Regions from separate parts of the Mus musculus genome. Here regions 1, 2 and 4 are each linked to region 3. The links are chromatin loops, found by intact Hi-C in ENCODE. Cell type or tissue: left cerebral cortex. All regions are shown on one strand.

Region 1 (8,000 bases), 1.0 Mb after region 3:
TTACTTTATATGGTATTAAATCCAAATATCGTCCTTATTAATTTTAAAATTATGTAATTTATGTAACAATTGTGATTGCTACTGGAGGGAAGAGTTTGTTTTTGTTGAAAGAGAGCCAGAGACAAAGAGACAGAGATAGAGAGGCAGGGAGAATCTAGTCTCTGGAGAGCTTACTAAATTATGTCAGACTAACTTAGCATTGCTACCTTTTTTCTTACCATCAGAGAGTAAGGAAGACTAGAATGTTCCTGGCTACAGGAGGCTCTTGATCTGATTCCTGATAATTGCTTAACTACATCACAAAAATATTTTCCAAATGATAATGTCATTTCCAATTACCCCTCACACATTGTACAGGCAGTGGCATCCTCTAAGGAGTAAGGCTTAGGTTGATAAATCAGGAAATCGGGGCTGATGAGGCTATTTGTATTCATGGTTGGGAACTTAATTCAAAGAGTAGAATTTGCCTGATCCACTCCACATGTGTAAAGACAGAGATGCGTGCTGACTGCTGTCCTTCCTGACCATGCGCAATTACGGAGGTGCGCGCTGACGGGTGTCCTTCCTGACCATGCGCAATTACGGAGGTGCGCGCTGACTGCTGTCCTTCCTGACCATGCGCAGTTACGGAGGTATGCGCTGACGGTTGTCCTCTTGTGCTTTTATGTTTTAGCTGCAGTGTTGAAGTACGAGAACAATGTGATGAACATCAGGCAGTTCAACTGCTCCCCGCATCCGTACTGGCTCCCAAATTTCATGGATGTTTTCACCTGGTCGCTGCCATTTGTTGGGGAGAAAGGTATGCTGTAAAGCCCTGAGCTGTTCTTAATAAGACCTCCTGGGAAGTCAACGGAGAGCTGTTCTGTTAGCAGGAACGTTTGGACAGAAGCGGGATGGTCTCACGGTAACATTCACGGTCTGTACTGTGAGAGGAAGGATGGGACAGCTTGCCCTGTGGCTGGTGACCTGATGCAGTGAGTAGATTCTGAGCAAACCAGGAATATCGAGAATGAACACGGTCCCAGTTGAACAATGTGGCCTTCTCTAAAACACTAGAAATAAGGTGTTATCAGGGCTCCTATCTTTCCTTCTTACTCTTTGGTCCTATAGTCCCAAAGTCAAGTTTTATTATCACAAATTAGGATAGTCATGTTTCCCTTGTGTTTCTCACAATTGTAGGCAGCGCTTAGTGCCCACAACATGCAGAAGGGTAACATTTAACGCAGCAGACCATAGTTATTAAAAACAGAACAGTTTTCAGAATTGGGCTTTTCTGTTCCCTCCCCTACTCCTCTATTCCTACCATCCCCTCTTCCTGCCCCCATTGTCCCGTTTTTATTCCTTAACCTAAATTACAGAAAAAAAATGTATTGATTGATATATAAAGATAAATTTGCAAAAGCCAGGAGCCTCTGAGCCAGGAGGCCTAACTGACAGCCTGGCTCATTCCTCATGGAGTGTCCCTTGGTGGCCTCTGTGAAGATAAGTTTCCAAGCACTTAAGAAAGTCAGGTCTATGCAGAGTTTTAGAGAAAAGCTATGTGGCTTTTGAGCATCTACAAGACTTATGGAGACATTTTTAATTTATTTAACTATCTGATAATGATTCCACAGGCAAGTACTGAGTTGTCGGTAGAAAAGTTTTCTCTTACGTCCTAATAAGTCACAGGTGCCTTGTAACAGTGTCCCAACCCATGGGACTCCATGCTCGGGGTTCCTACACTGGTCAATGCCAGCATCCCAACAGGCTCAGCTGTTGCCTGCTGTGGACACTGAAGCAGTCTAGATCCTGACAACTACCAGGCATGCTAGAACACCCTTTAGGGCAGTCTGGATCCTGACAACTACCAGGCATGGTAGAACACACTTTAGGTGGGCAGTTTCTGTTAATTATTCAGATTTTGACCATATTTTATGAAAGAAATCAGTGATATATTGTAAGACATAATTCGGCTTTGAAAATTAAACTCTAGATCAATGGCGTGGCACCTCTGGCGTTTCTCTCTGTGTGTCTTTGGTTCCTAAAGAATATTTCTTAAAATGTTGTGTAACCTTAAAAACAGCTTCTGAAGATGTGTGGGCCTATCATTACCTGCTTGATAAAACCCAACCAAATTTCAAGAAACATTAAACATGATAACATGCACATTGCTAGGAAAGAAGGCCGCTCACTGTTCCATAAACCTATTACCATCTATTTACTTTACTAAATTCTGGTTCATCTCAAAGTATCTTAAAACCTTATTTTTGGAAATCAAATTTAATGATATTTCTGTCAACATATTTATTTCTTAAAAAAAAATCAATATTCCCAAATCTCCTTCAAATACATTAGCTCATCTATCGGCCGTTTTTATTAAATACACAGCTCCTCACCTGTCACGGACGGAGTCTCCAGAGGATTAGACAAATTAACTGAAAGAGATCTGGCATTCGCTCAGTCTGCTCAACAGAAGTCTGTAATCTAATCTACACCGGGCAGCATCATTGCGAAGATAAACACAAAATTCCAAGACAGTTCTCTTCTCCCTTATAGATTTACAGGGTATTCTCATCCAGCATTTGTTGGCCCCCCCCTGCACCCCCCCCCCACGCACACCTTCTATTGACCTATATTTAATAAGAATTAGTAAGGGATTTCATAAGAATGACATCATAATTTTATTTTTAAAAGCCTACATGGGATTAGACAGCATGTTATCTCGTATGATGCGTAAAGGCAGATATAGATCCAGATGCTAAGGACAGGGATAGAGACATAGAAGTGACTTCATCTGAGATAAGCACGAGGCGCAGATGAGCGCTGACGGAGCAGTAGTTATGGCTGACACCTGGGGCTTGTCTTTCCTCTCTTCCATGTCTGGCTACAGTGACTGAGATGCTGGTCAATGTTCTCAACATCTGCTCCGACGATGAACTGGGGTCAGAAGAAGATGGATTTGACGGTGAGAGGCTAAGCTTTGCACTCATCCCATCTGCCCTGTAATTACGTAGGATCTCCATGCGAACCCTGGTCATGCATTTTTAAGATTTCAGATTATGTTTAAATCATAATGGTGAAAGTGAAAGCATTTTGTCTGAGGTAAGAAAATGTCAGAAATGAAACCATGAGAGGCTTGCCCTATTTATTACTTTGAAGCTGTTGTTGAAATGTAAACCATTTTAATAACCATCTTTCAGTTACCCACATTGCTATTTGATATACTTTCACCCATAACCTTTAACCTCCTTAAAAAAAAAAAAAAAAAAAAAACTATTTTCTAGCCCTCTCTCCTATCATTTATCTTGATGTGTGTGGTAAAGGAAGACATTTTCATGTGGGTAAGTGTGTGTGCTTAGGTCTGCTATCTCTAACAGTGCCCTCTGCTGTGTGCTCTTAGGTCTGCTATCTCTCACAGCGCCCCCTGCTTTCATCTGCCATTTCCACTAGCTGCCCCCATGTCTTTACAGTTTTCATTTTTTAAGCACTGTTGATGACCTCAACTGTTAATTCTTTCTGTGTATTAATATGTAAAGATGAATTCATGAGAGTCCTTAACTTATTTTGAGATTCTCTACGATAATTCAGTTACCTCCAAACACTAGATTTTTCTCCAAAGACAGAGAGGTGTGTGAGGTTAAAAGTAGAAGGACGATGACTGGGAGCCCTGGTGAAGCACCTGAAACGCATGGAAGAGACAAGGATGTGGCAAGAGTCGGAACACGCTAGAGCAAACTTTCTTCATGTATATTAGTACGTCCTACCCTGTGCAGGGTCCTTGGGATTCCTCAGTGCCTTGGAGAAAGCAGAATCTTCATAGAGGGACTGGGGTGGAAAGAGACGGTGTCATCGGAATAAGACATAATGAATAAAGAAGAAAGACAAAGATAGAAGTAGATGCTTTGATTAATTTAAATGAAGAGCCATTGAACAGCACTTTAGTAAAACAGGAGATGGTGGCCCTTTCTAAAAGTTAGTGTTTGGATAGCATGATTTAGTATTTTAGTGTATGAACTCTGATAACAGCTAAAAGCACAAAGTGTCTATTGACCATGTACTTGGATAAATAGTATAGACTATATACATATATAACTGATATATAATTGATATCATTAATAAATATAGAGATATAGAATTTATATATGTGTATATATATGTATGTATATATATATTACATATATATGCATTAAACACACAATTTACTGCTAGCTCTAGTATTTCTCTTTTCTACAGCTTCTCTCATCCCGTTTACCTCTCCTCATAAACTGTTTTCAGACACCTCATTGCAAAAGAATAGGATTGGGAGGAAAGTGGATGTAGAAGGAAAAAAATAATTATTAAGACTCTTAAAGATATTTTTAGATGTTAACTAAGCAAATGTGCCTAATGTCACAGTTTGTAGGTGTCTAGATTCTAGATGCTTCCCACATTATAGCCTCAGGTACTATGGTTAACTTTTCCATGGTTAGTGTTTCCTCTTAAAAAATAACATTTTCATAAATGGCCCAGACTTTTTAACTAAAGATTACTTTTTTTTTTTTAACTAAAGATTACTAACCAAAGATTCTGAATCGTAAACAGCAGTACAGACCCTTATGCCAACGTTTCTTTTCCCTACCTTCCTGTTCTCACTGTGAAGGCAGCCTTTCTACCCATCCCAAAGTTTCCGGCTGGTACACACTTCCAAAAGGAAGGCACACAAAAGAAAAGTCCAAGGATTTGATACAGAATATTAGGTGGCCCCGGAGCCATCAGAGAAAACCACCTAGAAAGCTAAGAACAAATGTCTAATTTTTTTTGGTCTCGTTTGATAAATAATGAGCAAATTTACAACAGTGTGGCAGGACAAAGGGGTACTATGGAAGGGAAACACCTAAGGAAGAAGGCAGGGAGCCTGTCTGTCCAGATGCGTCTTAGCCTTTCAGCATGCTTGCTGGGTGCCTTCAGAGGAATGGAGAACTTTCTAGGGCTTGCTTTGTGGGAGAGGCATCCCAGGTTCTCTGCTGGACACAGGCCTGGATGCTGAAGGAGAGAAGGCACAGGGAGGGATGGGAAGAAGTCAGAAAAGCATTGATTTGGAGGCTTATCCACTTTTCTTCAGTAATTATCATAATAAGTTCCATAATTTGGGATACTGTGTTCTGAATGCAGATATTTTCAAAGTTAATATTAGTTAGCATTAATATGATAAACTTCCCAGTAAACAAATCAACATGTTAGCCAAGTTCATCAGCCAACGTTTATAAAGTATACTTTGTGTAGACTAAGAACACGTGGTGGTAATTGCCTCCTAATGGATTCCAATAGCAAATGATTTGTTGAGCATCCGGTAGGTATCAGCCCTGTAAGATATCCCAGGTGGCTATGATTGACAGGCTGACCCAGCAGGGCTTCATGGCCTCACTGCTACTAACTGGTTATCCACTCTTTCTCAGTCGCTTACATGCAGAGATAGTTTGGGAGACAATCTGCTTTAAAATAATTAATTTCAGCCATTCTTGGAAGATCCCTTTTTCTTTCCAAGCACGTCCCACCACTCTAAAAGTTAGGGTGTGTCCTTCAGATCAATGCAGTATTGCCCAACGCATGTGCAGAGAGTTGATCTGGGGTGGGGGGGGGACCCAGCTCAGTCTCTCCAGGTGGAATTGATACCTAACTGTACATTCCTTCCCTGCTCCATCGCTGTCAACCGTTGTATCAATCGATACCTTTTCCTTTTTGAACAGCATCATTTGTTAGTTGAAGTCACTTCTGCTAGATGTACATAACCTACATGATCCGTGCTTCCACTTTTTCAAGCAGCATTAATACTTTTTAAAATGTTGGGTTTCTAATGAACGTGCTTGATCCCTCCATGTCATTGCTACACGTTTGGAGATGAGCAGAAGGAATGAAAAGCATTGCTAGCAACCTGAAGAAGGTATATACCATTTGTCCTTAGTGTCCTGGACACAACATACCCTGCTTAGCAGGAAGTTCTTGATTGTTTATCCTACTCTTTTCTTATCCTTACACAACATTGACCATTGATTTCCCTTAGACTACAGAGAATGCTCACACATTTCAGCATTTCTTCTGTGGATGTGATTATGGGAGGAGAGAGAACAGTTGTCAGTAGCCATAAGGGAAGATGCTCCCTGACTGATGGGCCTCCACAGCAAATGGTGGCATCATAGTCCCAAGTTTCCCTTGCAGAACAGCCTTCAAGTTTCCCAAAGGCACCCCTGAGCTGGGAAAGTTATCTAAGCTAATATGTGAGCATGCAGCCCTAAATTCTGATCCCCAGAACCCACTTGAAAGACAGGGGTGGTAACGCACACCTACGGTTCCAGCCCTGGGCCGTGAAGAAAGGCAAGTCACTGAAGCACGTTGGCCACCCAATAGAGACTAATCTATGAGCTTCAGGCTCCCTGAGAGATGCCAACCCTCAAAATAAAGGTGAAGAGAGATCAAGGAAGACACCTGACATTAATCTCTGGCACACAGCCACACGCTCACTAATACATTTACAATGCACATATATCTTTATTAAAGGAAGAGTGGAGGGGAGCTAAACAAGGAAAATTAAATCCCACAAGGGAAGGTGTTCTCTGCAGCTCATAATTGATTTCCATTGATAGAAGCTAATTCCTTCCTGAGAATGCTTAACTTGCTCTCTCCTCTATGGTGTCTCCATATAGAGGGTAGGAACAGAACATTAATAGGAAAATTCCAACATTAAATGGATAAAGAACATCCAACATCCTCTAGGACCAGTGCAAGATGGGCAGCTCTTACCAAGGTGGATGGCAGTTTCGGGGTCTGTCCTTATTTGAAAATTAAGCACCTTTAGATCCCAAGTCTGAAACAGATAAAACTGAATGCCAAATTCTCATTTCATGTTATGAATATGCCTGAAATTTAGTTCAGGTTTCAGAAATGTCCCCCAATAAGGGGTCAATACACAGAGATAAACGTTTAATGGCAAATATGTTCAGTTCTGAGTACTGTCCGTTTTGGACTGACCAAACAAGGTTAATCCTAGCAATTTATTTTATCATGACTCTGAAATACATAGCTATCTGCAATGCTCAAAAAAAACAAAAACAGCTTACAGGACACCCTGCAGCACTGTCATCTCTTTGGGATACAATAGCATATACTTGACTTTATTTTATTTGCAGCATCCTCAACTGTAGGGAGGCTTGCACGCCTGTCCCCCACCCCACCTCCATCCCATCTTCACCAGTTTAGAACCTGTCTATCATTGAGGGGTGGCCCTGGGCTCCTGCCAGGCTTTTTGTCTGTTTGCTACAGACATCAAAGAGCTCAATTAAAGCTCTTCCTTTGACTGCTGCTTAGTTTAGGTGGAGGACGCTTCCTGATGAGTGATTTATCTAGCCCTTCTCAGGATTCTGCCCCATACCCAGTGGCAACTAAAAAGTCAGGGGTAATAATAGGAGCTTGCAGCTCATGTTCCTGTCATATCAACTTGACTTCTAAGTGTCTGCAAGGCCTTCAGCAAGGAGGGATTCCCCGCATTGCCTTCCAGGTCTGTCACGTCCCCTTTAGGATTTAGTGATGGTGATGCTGAGTGACAGCAGCCGATACTTAAAAGTGTCACCCATCATTCTCAGTTACTGCTACAGAATAAACACTTTCATTAACTTTATCATTTTGGACAGCAAGGAAACAATTAAGGATGATTTGTTTTAAGGTTATTAGACAGTTTGGTGTGCTGTTGTTATTATCTATAGTCTTGAAGATAACCTTTTGGTGGATGCACTATTATTGTCCCTGTTTTTACGTAAGAAGCAAAGTCAAGTCTGTCAATGTAAAACCTAAAACTGTGTAGCTAGGAAAACAAGAATCTGAACACAGACTAGTTGATGCATCGCCTCTTCTCCGGTACTTGAGATGTCCAAGACCTAAAATTACCATTGTTAAGTCTCTTCCTTGGAATCAGTATGATGAGAAAGAATGAGAAAGCTAGAAAGAGAGGCAGGAGAGCCAGGAAAGGAGGAAGAGGGATAGTGCAGAAA
Region 2 (8,000 bases), 1.1 Mb after region 3:
TAACTAAGATGATTGGTACATGATAGATAGGCTGCATATAGATAGATTATAGATATATAAAAGACATTTAATTGATACATGACAGATGATAGGCAGCTTATAGGTCTATAGATTGTAGACAGGTGAGAAATGATTAGAGAAAGATGGTAGATAGATGACACCATAGATGTAGACAGATAGCTAAGGCAGATTACAGATGATGGAAGGACAGACGGATAAATGGATACATGGTAGATTATAGATAGATGAGGTGATAAAGGGAAGGTATATGGATAGATAATAGGTAGATACCTAAAAGACAGACAGGTTACTTCTGGTTCAACTTACTAACCTTTCATCTTTCTCAGCCGAAAATAGATTAATCTACATACTGTGCAATACTTCCAATTTTGACACTGTGGTGAGCTATATAAAGCAGCATTGTGATGTATGTATCATAGAAGTCAGATGAAGCAGGTAGGGATTTAAGAATATAAGGCTGAAATTGCAGAGCCCTTGGAATCCTTGTGGAGTGACACTGCCAGTCCTCAAACCTGGGTGAAGTTCAGTTTGCTCAGCAAGAAGAGGGTAATAATTAGTAATAACCACTTTACTTACTTGACATGTGGATGGAATGTCCATTGTATGTGCATTTTATTTAGTGTTGACTTGTAAAAATAAAGATTACCAAGCTAAATTTGAATTTCTGAAATACAATTTTTAGTCTAAGGATTTAATATAACTCATGCAATATAGAGACATACATGAAACACAATTAGTTGTTTAATTCAATTTTTATTTGTTACAGTTGACATCCACAGTTGACTTAATCGTAAGGTCAGAGAAAATACCATTGTAAATTAAATTTAGACAACACAAAACACTACCATCAAAAACAACAGCAACAGCTCTCTAGTGGACGGCACATCCCACTCTGAGGTCTGAGAGCACAGTATCACATCTTCTCTGTGTTGCTTTGTGGATGCAACCTCTCTGTAAAGAGCATGGATGGATGATCACTATTGGGTAAATGTTTGCAGCAGACTACAGAGCATCCCTCTGTTCCAGTGTGGTCTCAGTGGCTAGTTCACTGTTCTTCCCTGATGAGGAGGGAAGATCTGTAAAGGATACTCTAGGATGTTATTGTCTGTAGCACTATCCTGAGGGTGGTGTCAGCAACATCAATCCCTTCTGGACAATGTTTGATCTTAATTATACACAGAATATATCCATTTCTTAACTCTATTTACTTAAAGACATTAAATTGATGCATCTACTCAAATAGAATGGTTTTAAATCCTCATTCTGTGCTACAAAAGAAAAGAAATGTTTTATTAAGTCAGCAAATATATTCAAAAAGGCCTACAACTAGGCCACAAAGTTATAAGATATTTGCCAAAATGATGGCATAGCCAACCTCTTCTGGGAGACTAGCTGCCATATGCAGCCATGCTACCAGCCCAGACTCAGAGAAACCATTGGATTAGAGTTGTAAACTGGAATTTTTGTCTATGATAAATGAGTGGGCCAGATTGACATATTTCTAATATAAGGATATTGCTTTTTAAACATACAACCTCAATAGAAAAACTTATATTCAAAGCAGTTATTGTATTTCTTATATTTTTGTTCTATTTTTCCTAGAAGAATCTCAAAGGGTATACAATTTCAAAGTCTATGGTTTTTGGACCATAATCATTTTCCTATAAGGCTCTCTGTTGCCCAGTCATAATTCTGAGCATCTGATATCTAGTGTTCTTGGCTCTTCTGAAACCCATGACTTCTAGAACTCTGAAATTCTTTTAAAAAGTGGGTCACACTTGAAAACAGAAGGAATACACAATTAAGAGCGACATCTGGCCTTGTACTGGGCTCACCACACACACTCTGTCTCACTCTTCTCAACATCCCAGAAGGTTATGTAAATTATGAAGACCAAAAGACTAAACAGTTTGGTCAATGGCACACAGCTGGCGTTGAGCAGCTCTGCATTTATACTTATGGATGTCTGCATCCAAAGTCCTGTCTGTTGCCTCAAATGAATGGAAACTTTTCTTAGGCAAATTATGCACAAGATATGCAAAAGTGTTGCTTCATGCTTCAGTATCTTCCCTTGGATGCCAGAAAGCTTCTTGGTTTGAACTAGTCAGAAAACTCTCCTTTTCTCCTTGACATATGAATTCATTTCCTTTAGCCTTATCACTTTTTGCTAGAGCACTGGACAGATCTAAGCTATGGAGACTTTTCTAGGAAAGGACACTGATTGGCAGTTTTCAACCTAAAGAGAAAATAAAGGTGGGCTTTTGAAATGCCTAAATCTCAAAATATAGACAGGAAAACTTTTGCAGAACTGAAGTCGGGACCCAGAGCTCAATGTGGGTTGCATCTCCTCAGCTCTCAGGACTCTTAGCAGACATCTAAAGATGAGTTTGACTTTGAAGAATACATAGGCATAAATATTTGTACTGTTAAAAGGGATATATTTTATTTACTGATTACTGAAGAAAGATACACTGTGCTAAGTGAGATTTCATTTTCATTTTATTTATAAAATAATACTGTCCCCACATTTTGAAGCTACAGGTCATTTTCTATAAAACAAAACTCTTAAGTGTGGAAGGACACACAGACTCTTGGTTGATTTGTGGCACTGTAAGGCAGTCTGTAAGACACACTGAGGACAGCACTACTCTGGATTTTCTGCAAGGTCATCTTTAGTGCTGACTTCCAAGGACCTGTAGATTTCCATCTGTTCTGTTCGCTGACCACATCAACGCCACAGCATGCTGCCCTCACCCTTCCACGGGGCATCTTCTTCAGGTTTTCATCATTTTCACTCTCTTAGCATAAGGTTATGGCATTCATGAGTGTGGATGCTAGACCTTTCCCCTTATTTTCATAAATGCTGAAACTCAGAAGTGAGCCTGCCCCTTGCCCACTGCTTCCGTCTCCTTAGCCATTGCCATCAATATGCTTGAGTTAGTCTGCTGAATCCCTGCCTGGTTTCATTCTCCTCACTGTATGCACAGGCCAGGGCATCCATATCCTCAAACAATTTACAAGATGTATTTCTCTACAATGGCATATTATGGTCTGGCAAGGGGAAAAATGTTTCTATGATGTTCTTTTCTGGAAGAGGTTGAGATGCCAGCTCAGAGCAAACCATGCCAATGACTTGAAGCTCGGGTGCTTGGCTCATACTGCTACTGCCTCCAAGTGGCCCTCCCAGATGCTCACAATAATGATCAGCTAACAGAGGGATGAGAGTTTTCGTGAAAAAGCATACCACTTCGGTGTAATGGTGTACAGGGCAGTGGATATTCAACGCAGATGAGTTCTTACCCACCTGCTGATATCAGTCATAACACACCATTCAAAATCAGCTGAGTCTCTTCTGAAAAGAACATGTTCTGGGACATTACACCTCAGCTTGCTAATTTAAGCAGTGTAAGGGTAGAAAACAACCACTCTGAGCAGTGGAGATGACTTCTAATTATCAAGGTTTTGTGTGAATTAAAACATGATGTACTATTTTCCACTAAATACCTAGCAGATAATTGGGGCTTAGTGCACTGTAGCAATTTCCCTTCTGAGTGAAGGCTTTGGATGGAGACACTGGACAAACATTATAAACACCCTGCACCCCAAAGCAGAAAGACAGCTCATTGTTGCTCATCAGGAAAAACATCAAGGTTCACTGTCCTTTTTTTCCTGTTAACTATCCACTAGCATTATGGGAATTGTGCAAGTTACTGACCAAATCCAATAAAGGTCCTAATAATTATAAAAGAGTAAATGATATAAAATTTCCCCAAATGTATCATATTTAATCATTTCCTCAGAAAAGACAAGGAAAGTCAAGAAGAAGAAAAAAAGCTTTGAAAAACTCAAAGAATCACGTATTTTCTCCAGGGTTATGTAATGGAGTCTCAGTATGAACTATTCTGCTTTTCTGTGAAGTAACTCTTTATCCAAAAATTATTAGAAAAGTGCCAGGGATATTTCTTGGTCAGAAGCCAAGTTGTGGCAATATCTCCTCATTTTAAAAGGTTTTTTTTTTTTGCTTTAAATTTACATGAAGCAGTTTTCTTACCAATTTTATCATAAGGAGGAGTAGGTGGGGGTGGAAATGCTATTTGTGGATTAGCTTTTCAAGAAAAGATGATCTGAAATACTCCAAAAGATGAACCAAATAAAACAGCATCTGAAAGGCTGTTTTAAATGATAGGTCACACAATTCCTGTCCACATATCAACTGATCAAGCTGTAGGTATAAACAAATGATCATTTTCATGTGACCATTTCAAATTTAACTGAAAAGACTGTTTTTCCTGGCAATAATGACTGAGATTTGGGGACAAACACCTCAGAAGACAAACCTTCCAAAGAGAGGCTCCTCAAACATGAGCGCATACGCCCCACTGTAGGGAAATTTAGCAAGCTGATCGCTCAGCACTGTTCTCTGAGTTTCTGCTCTGTCACTAATTTGGACTGTACATACATTTCAAGCTATGTTTAAGCAAACCCAGTTACCATGGTGACATGATACCCCTTTTAAATTCAGTAAGCAATATCTAATTTAGTGGGTTAACTATTTGGGTGCAAGTTACAGACAGACTGATGAGAAACATCACCCAGCTATTTTTTTTTTTAATTGCCCTACCTCTGACCTGGTCCATCTTTTCCTCATTTAGACTGAATCTAATTTTTTTCTACATGATTAACTGGATGATTCCGCTTTTCTGAAACTGGCTGCAGGACTTTAAAAATAACACAGCGAGGCGAGCAACTTCTCCTCTTTAGGAGAGAAGAAACTTTAACATAGGAAAACAAGCAAATCATTTTTAAAGAATTTCCTCGCTAGCCCTCATTAGATATGACATTTTCAAAATAAATCCCTAATATTAGAGCTTGTTGGGCTCTCTAATTTTAGTCTTTTCCCTCCCACACCCAGTCACGAGCTTTGCATTTCAGAGTTGCACTCTCTGGCTTAAGAATGAGAGAGCTTTTTACATGGTTAACAGTACACAAGTCCATGTTGAAAAAAACAGGATGTGTGTGTGTGTGTGTGTGTGTGTGTGTGTGTGTGTGTGTGTGTGAGTGATGAGCAATATGTTCTCTACTAAGGAAGCAGAATCTTAATTTTAAATTATTTCTTCAGAATTTCTTCATGTCATATTACCCATCCATTCCACTCCAATGGATCCTTCGAATCATTTGCTCTTCTTACAATTTTGGTACCCTCTTTCTCCTCTCTATCACACTGCCCTTTTGTTATATTCAAATACTTGGGCATCATTTAGTGGAGGACAGGATAAGATCTTTTCCTTAACCCCAGGGCACTGTCTCTGTGAAGCTGTGGACACTGGAGGGCTACATAGTCTTCACATAGAAATATTCCAAGCCAAATCAGCATCCTCTCTGGCTAGCATAGGTGAGCTCTCTCTGAGCAAATGTGTTGTGTTGTATTTTGAAAGTATCAGTGGATTGTTAATCTGGGAAAGGTATATATAACAAGTAAATACATGATCAGTAAGGTTACTATAAATAAATTCTTAGCTGTGATTTATTTCTTCAGAGATACTTGCCTTGTGGATATTTTTCTAAAAGTTCTCTTGATCTTTATATCATGTGACATTATTTCTATGTCTCTGTATCTATAGACCAGATCACCTATCAGTCTGTTTATCCATTCCTTTAGCTCTGCTTTTTGACAAACAAATATAATTCCTTTATAATAGGATACATTTTGCCTCAACCTTTAAGGGGTTTAATAACTAACTGGATGGGTGTTAATAAATAAGATATCAATTAATTATAGCTTAAATGCCTGTTAATAAGAAAAAACAATGGGCATAATCCTTTCAAATACCATTGGAGATTTAACTGTAGCACTCCTGTGTTTTGTGAGTCAACTACTTACCCTACATTTCCATTCTGAGTAACTTGAACCCTTGGCCCCTGCTCTTATCAATTCCATCAATGTTGGATGCTCTGTCTCTTTTTTTTTGACTGTTACTCTCCTCTACTGCTTCTTACATCATTTTTGTGATTTACTTCATCAAACTCATCTTAGAAATACAAACTCCTGAATGATACTAACCCTGGTCTCGATGTGTAATGTTCCTTTTGTGCGTCAGCCCTACTTCCCTGTTCCCATGGAGCATGTTTTCTGGTTCTTCCTAGAATTGATCATTTTAATCACAATTTACAAAGTAAATATTTCATATGAATTTATCTTATGTTATCATCCATGAATCTTATTAAAGAAGGCAGTACTATTATTACATCTTTAATTAATGATAATGAAATACTCTTCGCGCAGACTTATGCAGTGACGTATGATTAATTGAAAGACATGAATCAGTTCTATTTAACATTAAAGCTCTTAGCCCATACATTATCTTGGATGAAGTACTTGCTGGCTTGACGATGGAAGCATAAGCTGCCAGAGAGGACAATGTGCTGCAGAAGATGGCAATTGAAAAGCAAATATAGGCAGTGCAGGCTGATAAGACCTAACCAAAGCTCTGACAGAGTTAGGTGCACTCAGGCCTTTCTTTCTCCACCTATGGGGCCCAGGGAAGTAAGAACCCTTGTGGGCTACGGGATAACCGTGCAAAGCCAGCATGTGTGCGTCTTCCACATGTGCTCCACCAAATGGCAAAGGGAAAGTAGTGGCATGGGTAGCAGAGTGAGAGCATTTTCCCGTGCCCAGGAAATCAGCTCAGGAGGCTTGCCAGTTATTATATATCACAGTTTCTTAAATTTTTCAAATTCATGACCCCTTTTGCCCATGAAAGTTTTATGATTCCAGATACACAGGTCCATAAAGTAGGTACCCAAATCAAATGTCTATTCATAAGAAAACATCTAAAAGTCTATTGTTTTAAACACTCATTGTTTCAACATACTAAAAAAAGCAAATTTGTACACTAACGAGGTGGATGTGCTGGCTTACTTCTACAGAAGGAATGCAAACTTAGTTGAATATTTGCTACATCGGGCAGATAGCATCTTCGTTGGTTTTCAGAGTTGACTGTTTTCATTATATAATCATCACTACTGAGAATGGCACTTTGCATAAACACACAGTACAAATGGCAGAAATAAATTTAGGGTCACTTCAGACATTGTTGGAATTCTGTGCTAATCTCTATTAAAAATCAGACCAGTGATTCAGTGGTTTGGTGTCTGTTTATGGGATGGATCCCCAGGTGGGACCATTGCATACACTAGCAAGATTTTGCTCATAGGACCCTGACATAGCTGTCTCTTGTGAGACTATGCCAGTGCCTGGCAAATACAGAAGTGGATGCTCACAGTCATATATTGGATGGAACACAGGGCCCCCAATGGAGGAGCTAGAGAAAGTACCCTGGGAGCTGAGGGGGTCGGCAACCCTATAGGAGGAACAACAATATGAACTAACCAGTACCCCCCCAGAGCTCGTGTCTCTAGCTGCATATGTAGTAGAACATGGCCTAGTTGGCCATCATTGGGAGGAGAAGCCCTTGGTCTTGCAAAGATTATATGCCCCAGTTCAGGGGAATGCCAGGGCCAAGAAGCAGGAGGAGGTGGGTTGGGGAGCAGAGTGGGGGGAACGTATAGGGGACTTTGAGGATAGCATTTGAAATGTAAATGAAGAAAATATCTAATAAAAAAATCAGACCAGTAATTAAAATGGCAATTTAAAAATCAAGTATTCGGACATAATGTAATCCAAAAGCATACTTAATTTGACTCTTGCTGAGGAGTGATGATTGGAGCATATTAAAAAGCTTTTGTTTTTTGGAATGAAACTCAATTTTATAAAACTGAGTTCGTGTATAGTACAAGCACTGTGCAATTATAATGCACAGCATTCTGAAAACGGAGCCACAGTGTCTCGTGAAAATTTGCTGGAATTGTGTGACGAGGCAGCATATGTTGTGCAGAGTACAAATGCTGTATCGAGAGCTAAGGCTCTGGTGAAGTCATGAGATGCGACATGGGCCACCACTGCCTGGAATACCTCCAAT
Region 3 (8,000 bases):
GCCACAGTGTCTTTAGCAAAGAAGCAACATTAGAATATATGCTAATGCTCTCAGACAGACACTCTGAAAAAAGTCCCTCTCTGTTGGCTATATATTGTGCAGCTTTAAACAACTCAGCCTGTAAAATTTCTTCTTCATTTCTCTAATGCAGATATGCCTCTCAAAGACAGAGACTTGACTTTCCCATAGCAGTCTTCACAGTATTTGAGAAATTGCAGCTGCTCAACAAATACTCTGACTGGACACTTAGATAGAGATGGGGAGAAGACTTGGGAACAAAATGTTCTCTAGTTAGGTGCAAACTGCTTTGTATTCACAGTCAAGTTTACATTGTACTACCTTCTTCTGCAAAGTGCTTTAGCAGGTGTTTATCATTGGGGTCTTTAAAAACTGTTGATTTTATGGAACTCAAAATTCTCACAAAAAAATCCTCACTTGAAAATCCTGCTGGAGGATTTTTCTATTTTTATTGTTATTTTAAAATCAAGTAAATGTTGGTGTTAAGGCAAGCCTGTGCTTATCACACTTCATAGAATATCTAAGACTCACAGAGATCTAGAGCACCTGGCACAGTAACCAGAACGCAGTCAACTTGGCGAGTTGCTGAGGAACAAATGGATCATTGTATAGTCGCTTCAGAAACGGACAGATTAATCTGCTAATGGTCACACAGTGACATGGGAAGTGGAATGAACGTTTCCTGATGTCATTGTGCTTTAATAATTGATGCCGTATTTAAATGGTAATACGAAGATGACTTTCATTTTAGTCTTTGAATAACTTTTAGATGTGCAAATGTATCAAACTCCTAGGTTAATATCTGTTACATCTTAGGAAGGCAGTTGTAAGGATTTGTTCATGCAAGTCAAAGGATTGATTTACAAGGCCACCAATTTAAAATGTCTGCTATGGAAGATGGCCTAGTCAGCCATCATTGGGAAGAAAGGCCCCTTGGTCTTGCAAACTTTATATGCCTGTACAGGGGAACGCCAGGGCCAAGAAGTGGGAGTGGGTGGGTAGGGGAATTGTGGGGGGGGGATATGGGGGACTTTTGGGATAGCATTTGAAATGTAAATGAAGAAAATGGGTAATTAAAAAAAAACATCTGCTATGTGGCTCATTCAAGGTGTGTCAAGTGATTCATTTCATCTGTCCCTTTGTAAGCATTCTCCCCTCTGTGATATGTTGTTAGGGTTTCACATACACTACCAGTGACTTTTAGTTGGAACAATTTGTCTCCCCTGGGACATAACCTATTTCTTTGTTCTCTGGATTTCTTGAATGTTCAAGCAATATTGGATATCATGTTTTGTTTTTTTTTTTCCTGCTGTTTTTACAGGATGGAAAAACAGAGCCAAGCTCATGTACCTGTCTGAAGGGGCCCAAACTGTCAGAAATAGGAACAATTGCCTGGATGATCACGCTTTGTGATGCCCTCCACAATTTCATCGACGGCTTGGCGATTGGGGCATCTTGTACTTTGTCTCTTCTTCAGGGGCTCAGTACGTCCATAGCGATCCTGTGTGAGGAGTTTCCTCATGAGTTAGGTGAGCACCTCAGGGCACAGGGCAAGGGGCGGTCGAATGTTAGACTGGGCAGACCCTAATCATACACGGAGATGAATGATCTGTTGTTGGAAGTTTTTTTTTTTTAATTATTATTATTATTATTATTATTATTATTATTATTATTATTATTCCAAAACAGAAGGAGGCACAACTCACTTGATATTCTCTTCTTCCAGGGGACTTTGTGATCTTGCTCAATGCAGGAATGAGCACCCGGCAAGCCTTGCTGTTCAACTTCCTCTCCGCGTGTTCCTGCTACGTGGGACTAGCTTTCGGCATTTTGGTGGGCAACAATTTTGCTCCCAATATTATATTTGCACTCGCTGGAGGCATGTTCCTCTACATTTCTCTGGCAGATATGGTAAGAGATTCAAGTATTTTATTTTGTGTTACTTTGATTTTTACAAATGAGAGCCTGGGTTTCGAGCTGAAGGGCAGCCTTCGGCCTCCCACTGGCTTCAAGGTCTTCAAGGCTGGGGATCCAGACCTTTTCTGGCCCAGCGTCTCTCGCTTTGTGAGTAACCTGTGCTAACAGTAGCTTGGAATGGCTGTCGTTGATTCTTTGATGACTGATCTTATGGATAAAGTAAGCACTTTTAATAGTGGGAGCTACTTTCTAAGGACTCCTTTTAATATGTGATGAATTAAACCCGTCTTCTCTTATAGTAGGCCTGACCCATCAGTTGCATAAGAATGTCACATTTAGAAGAATAAATAACTTGGTAGACGAAATACTTTTTTTATTCAAAGTGATTCACACTGAAAACTTTTGAAGTTAAGCTAAAATATTACACTAAATTAAGTAGAAATTAATATTGGACAATAAATATATATTTGAGTCAGTATTATTTATGTCTGTAGGTTGTGTGTGTGTGTGTGTGTGTGTGTGTGTGTGTGTGTAGAGAAAAATACCCTGTGTGTTTTCAAGCATACCTTGGACAGATTTCTAGAGAATGAAGTGTCAGAGTATAAAAAAGAGTATTTGGGTTATATTTAGAAATTAATGTATTACGTATAATTTAATAACATCTTTCCTTTGGATTACAAGCTCCAAACTGTAAGTGTCTGGCCCAGTTTGCTGTTCATCAAAGACCCTTAAAAAAGGCAGGATTTAGCTCTTAGACCCCCACAGTACTTACATTTTTCTGCCCAGAATTACCTTGCACATTGTCTTTATTCCAGATGGCCATTTCTTCCCATGACACAAAAAAGTTCTATCAAAGTTGGTACCTTTATGGAAGCGATACAGGTGATGTCCTATGTGACATAGTAGTTTCCTCATGTTAGAGATGTCACCAACTTTTTCCCTGTAAGAACTTCACGCCAGTTCTCTGACCTGCCTCTGGAGTCTGAAGATCCCTGGCATGGCTGCATCCAGGGTACCACAGCATTTATAACACATCATGCAATTTGTGTTTCTAAAACAGGACATACATGTCCCCTTGTGTAACCTTTGCAGTGGATGCTGTGGCTGAGAATGAACATTTATTTATTTACTAAAAACACCTAGGATTTTTATCTGTTTTCACTATAATGAAAGTATTATAATCTTCAACACTGGACCAATACACAATTTATTAAAAAATCTTGTCGCTCTGGGAGGAAAGAGCAAGCACAATGGAGAAACCAGAACAGTAAAGAAAGCTACTTCAAAGAACAGGTTCAGTCAGTTACACAAATGTTTTTCCCCTCCAGTCAGCCCGGAAAAATTATGAGATGGGCGGGGAAGCGGTTTCCATAAGTGTTTCTCTCCAGAGGAGCAAAGTCAGAATTTAAGCAAACAAAAATGTCACCATCTAACAAGAAAAAAACCCAACACTTCACCAACTCTGTGGTGGCACAAGGCAGGGTGATTATTAAGTCCAAGATCGTCATTAGTTACATAGTGACATAGTGACATAGTAGGGCAGCCTGGGCTAAGCAAGAAACAACAAAGTAAAACATGGCATACTTAAAAATACTATGAGATAAGAGGAACAATAGCATATCTAATGGGGATGAAGCAGAATATAGTATAGTATAGTATAGTATAGTATAGTATAGTAAGGGCTAACGGAAGTAAACAGAAATGCGTGCCTGAGGGTGAAACCCACCGGGTTGAATTCCTTAAAATTTGAGGTGTAGACAGCTGTATATGGGAAGAGAGTTGAGGAGAGAACGCATCAAGCCAGGTACATTCTATCTGGCTGTGTGACCTTTCGATAGTTTTACCGTGGATGCCGCAGAATACTAGGATTCCTCAATACCTGAAGCAAAACATTGATTGGTACGATCCAGTCCCAAATGAAAGAAATGCTCAGCTCCTGTGCAGAAACCCCAGACGAGCATTTCAGGATTCACCACAAGATGGCGACAGCCATTTAATAATGTGTCTTCTAGTTTCCAGAGATGAACGACATGCTGAGAGAAAAAGTAACTGGAAGACAAACGGATTTCACCTTCTTCATGATCCAGAATGCAGGGATGTTAACCGGCTTCACTGCCATCCTGCTCATCACCTTGTACGCAGGAGACATCGAATTGCAGTAGCCGGAAGTGGAGTATAACGTCAACGCGGGAAGGCATTTAATAACAACACAGAAACATCTCCATAGGGATTTTTGTTTTTTTAAAAGTATATCCTATTTAGTTAAAAGAGATTTTTTTTTTATTATTTTCAACTAAAGGCTAAGGAATCTAATGACTGGTTTCAGATATGTAGAATAGGTGAAATTTGTTGTTAAAATTTTTCCTTAAAAGGTTTTCGGTTTCAGACTGCAAAGGCTGGTGTATGGGGCCTTTGGTAAATACCTGGTTTTCAATATTTTATGCATATTAGAAAATTATCATGAAGCAAACACGTGCATTCACAAGCAGACATACAGATCCAGAGAAAAACACAATCTGGGTCATGTAAGGTTTCAGAACTTGCTTGGGTAAACAACAACAACAACAACAACAACAACAACAACAACAAAAACCTCAAGCGTTTTCAGAGTGGTTTTCTTCCAATTAATGTGTTTGACTGCTTTTAAAGGCAGGTGCATCAAATGAGGAAGAAAATCAAGACAGACAGCTCCAGTGCATGCAGGACCGATCCCAGTGCCTTAACGAACCCCAGAAAGATAGCGCACAGCGTTTGTTCAGCTTTATGTCTCAGTTGGCGACCTGTAGGATTGTTTTGAAAGCTAATACAAAGTAACATGAATTAGGAAAGGATGAAAGGCTTGCTAGCCCAGCAAGGCTTGGGCTCAGGGCTTGGTCCCTGAGTTATAAGCTTGAACACACCCTGCAGAAGACCAGAATTGCTTTGCTATGATTTATGCTGTGGTTCCAGCCAACAGAAATGCCTGAGGAGTATGCGAGACTGGTTAGAACTCAGTCTTGCCATGCTCTGGGATTGCTTTGTCATGGTGGAGAATATGTTGGGTGGGAGAGAGAAATTGAATGTAATTGTGAGCAATTTACTTTTTAAAAGATGAGCATAATTATTTAGCAGGGGGAATTTCAATAAATGCAAAAATCACAGCTGGGCTGGGCTGTGTCAGAGACTGATGGTGGAGGAGGCATGTGCTCATTAGGGGTGATTGACAGTCAGCAGAGACGGCTTCTTTTATGTGCAGTGTGCTTTGTTCCCATATGGTATACCGTTGGATGGAAAACCTCAGCATACTCTTTCTACCTTTCGTAAAACACACAGCTCACTGAGTGTTTGAGCACGTTGTAGACGATCAGTCTGAATTGAACATCCTAATTTCAATTCACACTCCCAAGTAACTTAAAAAAAAGATGATTTGACAGTGATGAGAATTAGTAATAGAAGCCAAGTTATCTCAGGAATTATGTTTTCCTATAAGCCCAAACACATTTTCATGTAATAACAGTGCAGATTTGATAAACTTTAACATATATGTTTATGTGTATTCTCACTTTATGACTGACAATTAAAAAATATTATTTGACCAAACAGTAAAAGCTTTTGAAACCATGTACCGTGTCAGTTATTTTTCTCTTAATATGTCTTTATTTTGAGTGACATCATGTGGCTGGTGTTATGAGAAGAGAGGCAAGTAGAGAACTGATGTTGTATTATTTTAAAAATATCTAGCAAAAAAATCCTACAAAGACTAATTTTTCATTTCAATAAACACAATCTATATTAGTATAACCTTTCGTTTCAGTGCTTAACAATCCTTGCTTTTTAAAAGTATATGCTGTGGGCTGGAGATATGGCTCAGTGGTTAAGAGCACAGACTGCTCTTCCAGAGGTCCTGAGTTCAATTCCCAGTAACTACATGGTGGCTCACATTCATCTGTAATAGGATCTGATGTCTTCTTCTGGTGTGTCTAAAGACAGCTATAGTACATTCATATATATATAAAACATTAAAAAGTACAGATTGTATGTATTTTTAATGAAATGACTTATGGAAGAATATTTTGAAAAGATAGTTTAGTGATTCTCAGTGTACATGCAGATTGACTCTTTGGCCTGCTTTTTGTGGGTCTGGCTCTCCATCCTTTCCCTTTACCATGGAGAATGAAGGACTTTGGGTGACGATGACTTAAAGACAAGAGGCAATTGTTTGTTGGAGGCAGAAGGAAAGTCGGGATGGCATTTACTTTATCCTGATTAACTTTCTTCAAGTGAGCATAATCCTGCCAACATACTTCCTATGGAGCATTTGCCATATAATCTTAGTTTTTTGAAGAAAAAAGGATTTATTTCATTTTGAAGATTACAAACCATCACTGAGGGAAGTTAGAACTGGTACTCAGGTAGGAACTCAAACAAAACACGTGGAGGGACATCGCTTACTTTCTCTTTTCCTGGCTTGTTTGGCTCACTTTGGTAGCAGCTCTCTAGTTAGACTTGTTTACTCAGCAAGATGGAAATCATGCCTACTATGGCAAACTTAGCTAGCCACTGAGTAGTGGATATTGGAGGAGAACCTACAACCACCATTTTATTAAGACAGCATAATCATTAGATTTTAGAGATGCTACCAGAATAAATAAAAAATACTGTATATTACTCATTGCTAAACTTTAAAGAATATGTATTAATTCCTGGCACTTATTGGGTACTGTAGAAGATCCTGTTACCATGGTAATGCTGTGTCACAAAGCACCTTAGGAAACTGAAGCTCACAAAGTGGGTGAGCTTCCACTAGAGGTGCTGATGGGTAGCCAGCTGATAGAGCCATGGTACTAGGGTGTGGCTCCCATTGTGGCTGGAACTGCAAATTCATGTGGAAGAGATAATAGATGCCTAAGTCCACTTATGGGTAAAGTGTAAACAGGTTCAATCAGTCTTAAGCAGTTTTTATAAAGTATCTGTTATTTTTCCTGAATGAAGATACCTGACATTAATGATAATTCATCAAAAGTCTCTAGAGGTATCTCCCTCTTCTAATATCTAAATAATAACCAAAATCTGTTTAATGAAAATAGTTCCTTTCCTTTACCTGTACAAGTTGGGATGTGTGGCTGTGTCATGGCTCAGAGCTAGTGAGGATAACTCAGGTTTACTTAGCTGCCAGTTGCTCATCTGTCCTGGTTTCTTGCCGCAGCAGCAGTGGAATGTAGCCAATGTGTGAGCTCAGTGTTGGGCATCTCTGGAGGCTATGTATGGTCATAATGATTTCTAGATGTTCAGCGAGACTCTAGGCACTATTGGGCATTTCTGGTTTCCTACATTTAAATGGCCTGCTTCTCCTAACTCTTCTCAGCATTATCTTCCTTTAGGTCTCCTTTTGATTTTAGCAGGAAGTTACCATGATTTCCAGACAATTTCTGTGTTAGGAAAGATCTGTTGCCGTACAAGAGATTCTCAAATGATCCTCTTGGCTACGATACCACAGATCATTCTTAATGGATACTTGGTTTTCTTTCTACACCACTGGTCGCAATTCCCGTGGTTGGTTTTCTGTCAGCTTCCTTTCCATGTTAAGGATGCGCAAAGCATGTTCTCATGTCCATTCGGTTTCCTAGTTGAAAACTCTAAATTTCTCTGTGCCTTCAGAACCAGAGACTCTGCTAATAAAATTAAAGTGAAAGAAACTGGATAAACTAGAAACTCCAAATATCATTCTGTTAATTACAAGGCATATTCCCTCCCACCACATTTTAATAGTTTCTAATGGCGTCTACAGGTGAGAAGAACATGATATTATGAAGGTGGCTCTTAGATGTTGTAAGAAAATGGTCGAATCTCCATGATGAGGGTTTGATGTATAAGAACTAAGAGGTCTTCTCTTAGTTTGATAGAAGAGCTGTGAGCTGCAACATGGGGCCCATGGGGCCCAATAGCTCTAGGAACCGAGTCTATTACTATTTGTCTACTGTGCTGACAAATGAAAGTCTCAGATAGACTGTGGCTCTCACTTCCAAGATGCTTCATATCTTAAGATGTCTCCTGGAGATCTGGCTTTGAACTCTTAACTCCACATA
Region 4 (8,000 bases), 1.0 Mb after region 3:
TGTCTAGCCAAAGAGAAGTCACAGCTTGAAGTGCCAATTATATTTATTGAGCCCCTGTTGTGAGTCACTTTCTGGGCTGAGCAAGTGCAGTGGATTCAATTCCTTAAAAAGAATCTTCAGCTTCAGGGTAACTCCTCGCTGATGCTCACCCTTCCACTATACAAAGTGAGCGCCTGTAGCCAGTTGTTCCCTCATAGAATCACTCCACCAGGATGTCGTGAATCACGATACTACCCACACTCTACACAACCCACTTTCTTGATGAAATTCCCTACCTGCTTTCTGAAACAAACAGGGCAGCCAGAGGGCATCATGTCCTTCCATAAGCAAAGGAAAGATGGAGGGGTAGGGATCTTCCTTTCTCCAGAAAGTTGTCCTGATCTAACAATGACTTGCCCTACCTTGTTTCACAGCGGATGTAAAATGTGGAGAAAGGATTAGGTCTAGTAGTCATTGGTCTGGGTGTTATGGAGGTCATGTCTCTGAGTGTGAGTTTTAGATATTAAGAAAAAGTGAAATCAGTCAAATAATGTACGAGGTTCAGGCAGGGCAGGGGGAAAGGCACCCTTGTTTCTGAGCATCTTTGAAACTGGAATTCCAACAGCCCATAGACTATAGCTAATGTGATAGGTATCCTCTTACAGAACGTGGCATCCAGGCCTTAACCGTGATAGCACCCAGAAGCCAGACTAGGCCAACTTCCTCAATGGGACAATTGAATAAATAATAGTGAGAAACAGGGAAAGGGGATTCATTTCCATGTGTCCATATCGGGAACAGGGACAGAGAGGTCTACTGGCCCTGCCCTTCCAAGTGCATCTTTAGGGTCCTGACATGAAACTGAGGGTAAGAGATATGTATAGTGAAGCTGTCCTGGTCACGGTGTGGTCCAGGCCGTGATTGCCATCTGGCTCTGGCTTCTCTTACAGGGTGATCTGACAGTTGTCAGCACTAAGTGGATTCTCTTTCCAGGGCACACGTGTCCCCTCTGGCTAGCACCAGGCTTCAGCTTCTTGTTCTTCTCCCAGCATGAAATTCCTGGGGAAATTCAACAGTGTAATAGCTCCAACATGGTGCATAAGTGTGCCTTTAGAATAGCTTCCTTCCTGACAGGACAGTTACACTCTTACCCAGTGCCTGGAGTCCAGGATACCCTATAAAGGCCTTGACCTCCATTATCCCCAAGTGTCTGTGGACTACTTGACAGCTTGCTGCATTTGTTGGCCTTATACACTCTACTTTGTCTGCATAGTAAGTACTTTCTCTTGCTCATAGCCAAACCCCGATCCCCATAAGTTGTAATGCTACCAGGAATCATATCCCCTTACCCATCTCTCTGTATGTGTCTTTTACCTGCAGTAAGTGGGTTCTATGCTTAGACCTTCGCCTCAGTCCAGAGAGTGAGGAAGGCTAAATGGTGTTTACTATAGCCACATAACCTTGTCTAAGGCCACACTGACTGTGACAGGCCTTCCTCTGAAGCTAAGGAGGGTGGATATCCATGGATATCCGTTCCCAGGAAAGATGTGCTGTCCTTAGAGAGGCAAGAATGCCCAGTACAACAGAGCATGTTCTCTGCATGCTGTGTGCTCAGAGGCAGTGCATAAAGCAGGGTGTGGGGATTTACTAATAGTGTCTCAACTAAAGGGAGCTACATGAAATGTACCCCACAAGAAGTAATTTGCTGAATGGTTAGAGAGAGCCTTGTTTAAAATTTTGATCTAGGCACAAAGAATGCTCAGATTTTGTAGGAAAGATATAAAAAGTAAAGACTAATAACTTTTTAAGCAACAAGCTTATTTTGAATTAAGATAGTAAAAGCTAATTATTTGAATTAGTTAGGTAAAGGTTTTCATTGTTTCTCAGGGCGTGGACACTGGCCAGAACACTCACCACCATGTTTCTGTAATCTACCTTAAGTGTATAAATTATCCATATCATGCTGGAGTATTTCAGTCAGCTTTCTACTAAACCTAAGGAGCAGTGGGCGGCACACACTTGTCTCAGCACTTGGGAGGGGGAAGCAGTCTGATCAGGAGAGCAAGGTCATCACCAGCTAGCACTTCCTAGCCTATCCTGGGCTACAAGGTATTATATTACAACAAAACAATAGACAGAAAGTACCAAGGAGTACAGTGCCTCCCCCAAATACTTTCTGGACAGTCGCTGGCTGGCAAATAGCACTGACAGTTAAATAAAATCTAACCTATTAGAATCAAGGCAACTCCACGTCAATCCATAATGTCCTTAGACACTTCTCATTCTCCTGTGTAGCATTGTTTCCTGATGCTGATAGCTGCTTCTCACATGCTGGCTATGTCGCCTCTTTGTGCGTAGTTCCGATGTGACAAGCCAGAGACTCGGGCACAGAAGGGGGGGTACTCCGCAGTCTTTGAGACTTCTCTGGATCTTTAGCTCTGATCTCTTGCTGTGGGTAAGCCACGGTCCTTCAGGAAGAGGGTAGAACTGTTTTCATTCAGGGAACCTTTTCATCAAGCAGAATTCCTCTCGAGAGAAAAGAGAGAGTGAAAGGAATAAAAGAAAGATGTATTCTTCCGTAGGAACATAATGTCAAAAGACTTTTGTGTCAGATTTCTGAAGCACTTTAAAGCTATTATGCTGGAAGCTTATACAATATATGGGGGTGGGAGTCCATTATTCGCTGCTGCCGTTCAGAGTGTTGATTTGAATAAAATCGATGTTAACTAGAATTTTAAAAAGCCATGCAATAAAATTGAGTTGCAAGACTCTCTACCACGTAGTCAATGGAAGAATAAGTCCTTATTCTTATTCCCTGTCAGTTAATCGTTGATAGAGACGATAACCACAAAGAACATTAGCTGTACTGTAGCTAGTGGAGCGACTGCAAAATAAGGCAATTTTAGGACTAATGCTAGCTGTGATCAGATGTGTGTGTAACATGCAGTCATTCCCGTTAGTGTCTTCCTCTTGCCTGTAGTTAATCGGCAGCTTTTGGAAAGTTGGTGGGGCTAAACATCTCACCCTGTGGTGGCTCCCTCGTTCACTAAGCCATTGCCTGTCCTTTCCCGTCTGCCTTATCACAGTTACTTTCTCACTCACCCTGAGTATCTTCTCCCTTCACTCGGACAGCTTTTGCGAGATGCCAAGGACAAAAGATGGACACTTAGATCCCAATTATCCTAGCCTGCAAGAGGTCTGTTTACATTTACTGGATGGGCATTGGCAGCTCTATAAAGTGAAGGGAAAAATATTCTGTAAATGATGAATGGAGCTGCTTTGGGGTTGCATGCTGCGCAACATGGAAATTCCATCGTCGTTTCGTAGTTCCTGTTATCCGCTGCCACATGCTAGTGCATGGCTCCTCGGGAGCTGCCAAGAAGATGGTTGTCCTTCAGCTGTTCATTTACAGTTTCACCACACAATACACAACACATCCCCTTCCTTCTTTTATAACCTGCAAAAGAAAACTTTAGCAGTTCTCCAACTTACTACCCAGAACAAATTTCAAGTTTACATCTAGCCACATATCTCTTCCCATTTAGAATAATTTGCTCACACCCCTATACCCATTTCCGTAGAGTAAATGCACTCAGAAGAACACAGCATTTCCACCCCTCCTTGTGTTTATTCGGCTCTGTTGTGTTATGTCATTGTTAGAGGCCAGTTGTTAGGGTCATTTCAGAGAAGTATTCACTGGAATCTATGTAGACATTTCACATGTGGGAAACTCATAAAATAGAAAATCACATATTAAGACATAAGATCTAATACACCCACTACATATTTTAATTAGTTAATTGTGTATGTATGTGTGTTCGAATACAGATGTGTGCTTGCTGTAGGATAACTGTGGCAGTCAGATGAAGGCTTTCAGGAGTCACTCGTCTCCTGTCCCCTTGTGGGACCTGAGCATTGAACTCACATCATCAAGACCGTGTGTCAGCACCTCTGCATGCTAAGCCATCTCACCAGCATCTACTCTGCATTTTAATCGAATCACTCCATATAGAACTCACGTGCCTTGGCTGGAACAGCATTCCCACTTCTGCAAAAAGCACCACTGCCTAAGCAGTGTAGCCAGTGTGGGAATTACAAGCCTCCAGCAAAGTAATACTGCAAGATACTTGCCTTACATTGTTCATTGCTGATGCAGTTACTGAGTTTCATTTTTCCAGATTGTATAGAGTGAAGTATTCTGAAAGTGCAGTGAAGAAACATAATGCATTTGTAAGCTAATTTAACAAAGTGTTTTAAAATTTATTTTATTTAAGTATATGGGTATCCTGCCTGAGTACATTATCTGTGCACCATATACCTGCAGTACCCAAGAAGGCCAAGAGAGGGCATCAGATCCTCTGGAACTGGAAGTACAGGTGGTTGTGAGCAACCATGTGGATGCAGAGACTCCAACTAGGACCTCTGGAAGAGCAGCCAGTGCTCTTAACCACTGAGCCATCTCTCCAGCCACTTAACAATTTTTACAGTATCCCCAAATAATTCTAATAAGAGTAATAAGAGCCAGTTTTATTGATCTGTTAATTGTATAAAATGAGCCTGAGAGGTTTTCTTAGCGAGAGGTACATACCCATTCTATCCAAATTTTGTTTTTGTTTTTCACTGATTAAAATTTTTATTTTATTTAATTTTTTGAGTTGCGATGCCACTTCTCCATCATGTTGAACCCTGAATCTTTCACACAGACCCACTATGGAGTGCTCTTTTGCTAGTTGAACAAGAACAGTTGGGAATGCACGCTTGACACACTAAATGCATTTATGATCAGTCCAGTGATTGATTAGATTATTACTCTGGGCCTACTAATCTAGTATTCTCCACACATCATTTAACACAGAAAAAAAAGGCATAACAATATATAATCAATGGGTGGCCGTTACTGCAGACTCCTAGAACGTCTTGACCTTTCCCCCGTGGTGTTACTCAGTCTTGCGTTCCTTTGCTTCCCTGGAGAATGGTGTTGCTGGTAGGTAGGAGGCCATGTGTAACAAGGTAACCATGCCCAGGAGAGAGTTACCTGTGTGCAGTTACAGGGCAGCCTTTCACTTTCTAGGCTGTGCCAAGCCTCCAGCTGGAGTTTGTGGTGGCCTCGGGTTGTCCCTGTGGTGGCATCCTTGTTCTGAGTCACTATTGAGTCCATGGACCTCATTTCCTTTCTGTGCTGACACAGTGCCTCTTTCCTCACTCCCGCCTGGGCCTTGCCTGTAGACTTCTGCTTGTGTATAATTAGCTCTGGCTTTATGTCATTTGGAAACGGTCTTTGACATTTCCCTACTCCCCTTTCCTGCCATCTCCCCTCATATTATTTATGGCCAATAGTAGTAAAGAGTCTTTGTCTTACTCATTGCATAGAAGAGACTAATCATTAGCCTATGAGGAACTCTGTGTTGGGTACTGGTTCACAGAGTAAACCAGTTTGATATCTCATACTAAAGAATATCACTGTGGTTAAATTACCTGGAATCTGAAGGCTTGAAGTCTAACTCGACAATGACATGAGCTTGCATTTTGCACCTAAGTGTGTGAGGGGCCTGCAGAGGCTTTCTGTCACCACATGTAGTACTACCATGGCTTGGTTAGTTACTCTTCGCCTAAGTCATTGATGGTCTTACAATCTTAAATGAAAAACATCAAACAGAACGTAGAAAGGAAACCAGAAACTAAAGGTAGAGTTAGGTTTAGAATGCAAGGGACCGTGGAATCTGTTCATATGAGGCACGGTATACTGTGGAGAAGTGTGCATGCCTAGAATAGACATGCATCTATTTACATAATAATAAATGGAAATCATATGGCCCGAAAGTAGTCATTAGGAGAAGATACACGGCATCTCTGACAAAGTCAGAAAGCCTTTTCCTGTGGTATAGTGCTCAGGTCATAGACTGCTCCTAGAAAGTATTGCAAGCACACGGGGCTTAGCTCAGGACTTTTCCTTCCAGTCTTTTCGCCTCCTTCTGTGAAGGTAGGGCTTTGCAAAGGAGCCTGTGCAAAGGGGATGGTGATGCTAGTTTGTCCGCCAGAGCATCCGTAGCTGGAGCAATTGGAAGGAAATCACATCCCGGATCTGTTAATGCATTTTTTCCTGTTTCTGGATAGAATATGGTGATTGTACTTCTAGCAGGCCGCCATTTGTATCTTTCACATTCTTATTGCTTTTCTCTCCCTCTCCTCCATCTCTTTAAGACGGAAGGAGATGATCAATTACAGATAAGGAAATGAAAGAAGTTAACAAGGGTGAGAAAAAGAATAAAATTCAAGATGTTTGCAGTCTCCCTTTGGATTTTGATGTTCTTGCCACTTGTTCTTGCTTCATTACCAGCTTCTCTGGTTCTTAATATAGATGGGGAAAGGTGTTGATAGCTTTTATTATTTCATGAATGAAACTTGTGTGTGTGTGTGTCATATATGCGCGTGCATGGATGCATGCGTAAACCCCTTGGTTCTAAAGCTCTCACTATAATCCAGAGATGCAGTGCATGGTGAGGCATTGCAACAGCATAATGCATATGCTATATTCCTTGGGCTCCACTGGATATTAAAAGCCAGTGATACTACTGAAAGTACTAGAGGATTTCAGCTGAAGCTCCATAGTAGAGTCTTTTCCTTGTTTGACAGCGTTACAATAAGTAAATAAGATCCATTCCACAAGCAGGACAGAGCCCTTGGTTGTCGCTTTTAAATGTACAGAAACACGCCTCTGAAGATGGAGTCCTGCGGGTGTAATAAAAACGACTGCACTGAGTAACTTGTAATTCTAAAATGAATTATTCTGACATTGCAAGAAGAGTGAGCAGGGCAGCTCCCACGAGTGTTCGGTTCAGATTCTTTCCATTGCCTTAGTCTCTTCTGGCAGATTTTCACACTGGCAGCTACGTGAGAGAACCATTTGTTCTGTTCTGTCTGGTCACCTTAAGTCCTGGCGAATAAGCTAAGGCCCACAAACGTGTCACAGTGTCTCTGCATCCCTCTGGGACAAAGCATAAGTGATGGGTGGGCTTAGGAACTCACTGGCGGGATGGAGAAGCTCCAGCGTTGTAGACAGGACATGTCTTTGCTGTTGTTGTTTCTTTGTTTCTTCCCAAAGTCTTAGCAGGTGTTCTCCAATTTTTGTGGAAATACAGTCATCTATATTATGTTCACTGCACTGGGTGGGGGGTGCTTGTGTCTCAACTACATCAGAGGAACCTGCACGGCTAGGACTCCAGTTGCATTTTGTGACAGTGACAGTGAAGAGCGGGAGTCAAGGAAGGAAGAAGGTGTGGGAAGCGGAGGATGAAATCTTAACTGTGAATTTCGTGATTGTAGATGCTTCCGGCTAATTGGATTTGTTTTTTTATGCATTGTGATGATGTGTAGTTATTGTGAAAACCACACCAAAATCTATGAGTACCTTATAAATACGGGATTGTTCAAAGGATTCTCTCACAAATATGTCATGTTGCTGGAGAAAAGAACACCCGTTGTACTTCTGCATTTTAAGTTAAAGATTCATTTTTTTTAATGCAGAGAATAAGGAACAGCCCAGTTAGCAATTGTCTAAACAGTTACTGAGAACACTGCTCACTCATCTCATTAATATTGAAGTTTTTCTTCTGAAAGTTTGTTAACACCACTCACATGGGAACCAGATCCCATAGAGCTGCTGGATCAGCAGTTCTCAATCTGTGGGTCATGACCCCCAGAGGAGTCACGTATCCTGCAGATCAGATATTTACACAATGGTTCATAACAGTAGCACAATTATAGTTATAAAGTAGCAACAAAATCATTTTATGTTGGGGGTCATGAGAGCCTGAGGAACCCTGTATTAAAGGGTTGTAGCATTAGGAAGGTTGGGAACCACTGGTCTAGATAAACCCACTTGTTCAAGTAAGGAAAGTGAGCCCTAATGTAAAGACTTTAAGTGGCCCTGAGCATCCTAAATAATTATTTATAGAATATATTACTAACTGTCCAGGCGCATGGCCTTCCAGACTTGTGCTTGTCTCTATGGAGTGTAATGT

Evidence for each region. Peaks named below come from ENCODE experiments on the same cell type or tissue, not always from the same donor. Only the 100,000 strongest peaks of a DNase experiment are listed, where the experiment ranks them.
Region 1: a loop joins it to region 3, with 3 times the contacts of the local background. A loop is called at or near these places in 11 of 42 quality-filtered maps.
Region 2: it touches region 3 in a loop (3-fold over the local background); 7 of 42 quality-filtered maps call a loop at or near these places.
Region 4: a loop joins it to region 3, with 3 times the contacts of the local background. A loop is called at or near these places in 11 of 42 quality-filtered maps.

The regions. Positions count from the first base shown.
Region 1 is chr3:136,902,430-136,910,429 of GRCm38, forward strand. Ppp3ca (protein phosphatase 3, catalytic subunit, alpha isoform) reads left to right here. Exons shown (of 14, transcript NM_008913.5): 9 at 674-799; 10 at 2,870-2,944. Among named protein-coding and RNA genes, the nearest start is that of 1700006H20Rik, 49 kb to the right of the region's middle. In left cerebral cortex, a CTCF peak has its summit at 3,386 (motif pointing left); no DNase peak of the experiment used is centred here.
Region 2 is chr3:136,991,716-136,999,715 of GRCm38, forward strand. No RefSeq gene overlaps it. Among named protein-coding and RNA genes, the nearest start is that of 1700006H20Rik, 41 kb to the left of the region's middle. In left cerebral cortex, a CTCF peak has its summit at 3,195 (motif pointing left); DNase peaks (open chromatin) are centred at 1,982, 2,831, 3,198, 4,133 and 4 more places; H3K27ac peaks cover 3,595 bases.
Region 3 is chr3:135,882,858-135,890,857 of GRCm38, forward strand. Slc39a8 (solute carrier family 39 (metal ion transporter), member 8) reads left to right here. Exons shown (of 9, transcript NM_001135149.1): 7 at 1,340-1,547; 8 at 1,745-1,929; 9 at 3,948-5,715. The coding sequence ends at 4,097. Among named protein-coding and RNA genes, the nearest start is that of Gm31243, 15 kb to the right of the region's middle. In left cerebral cortex, a CTCF peak has its summit at 3,905 (motif pointing right); DNase peaks (open chromatin) are centred at 3,914 and 4,921; H3K4me3 peaks cover 213 bases; H3K27ac peaks cover 235 bases.
Region 4 is chr3:136,891,359-136,899,358 of GRCm38, forward strand. The region is part of intron 8 of Ppp3ca (protein phosphatase 3, catalytic subunit, alpha isoform); the gene reads left to right. Among named protein-coding and RNA genes, the nearest start is that of 1700006H20Rik, 60 kb to the right of the region's middle. In left cerebral cortex, a CTCF peak has its summit at 4,320 (motif pointing right); DNase peaks (open chromatin) are centred at 131, 1,960, 4,314 and 7,104; H3K27ac peaks cover 986 bases.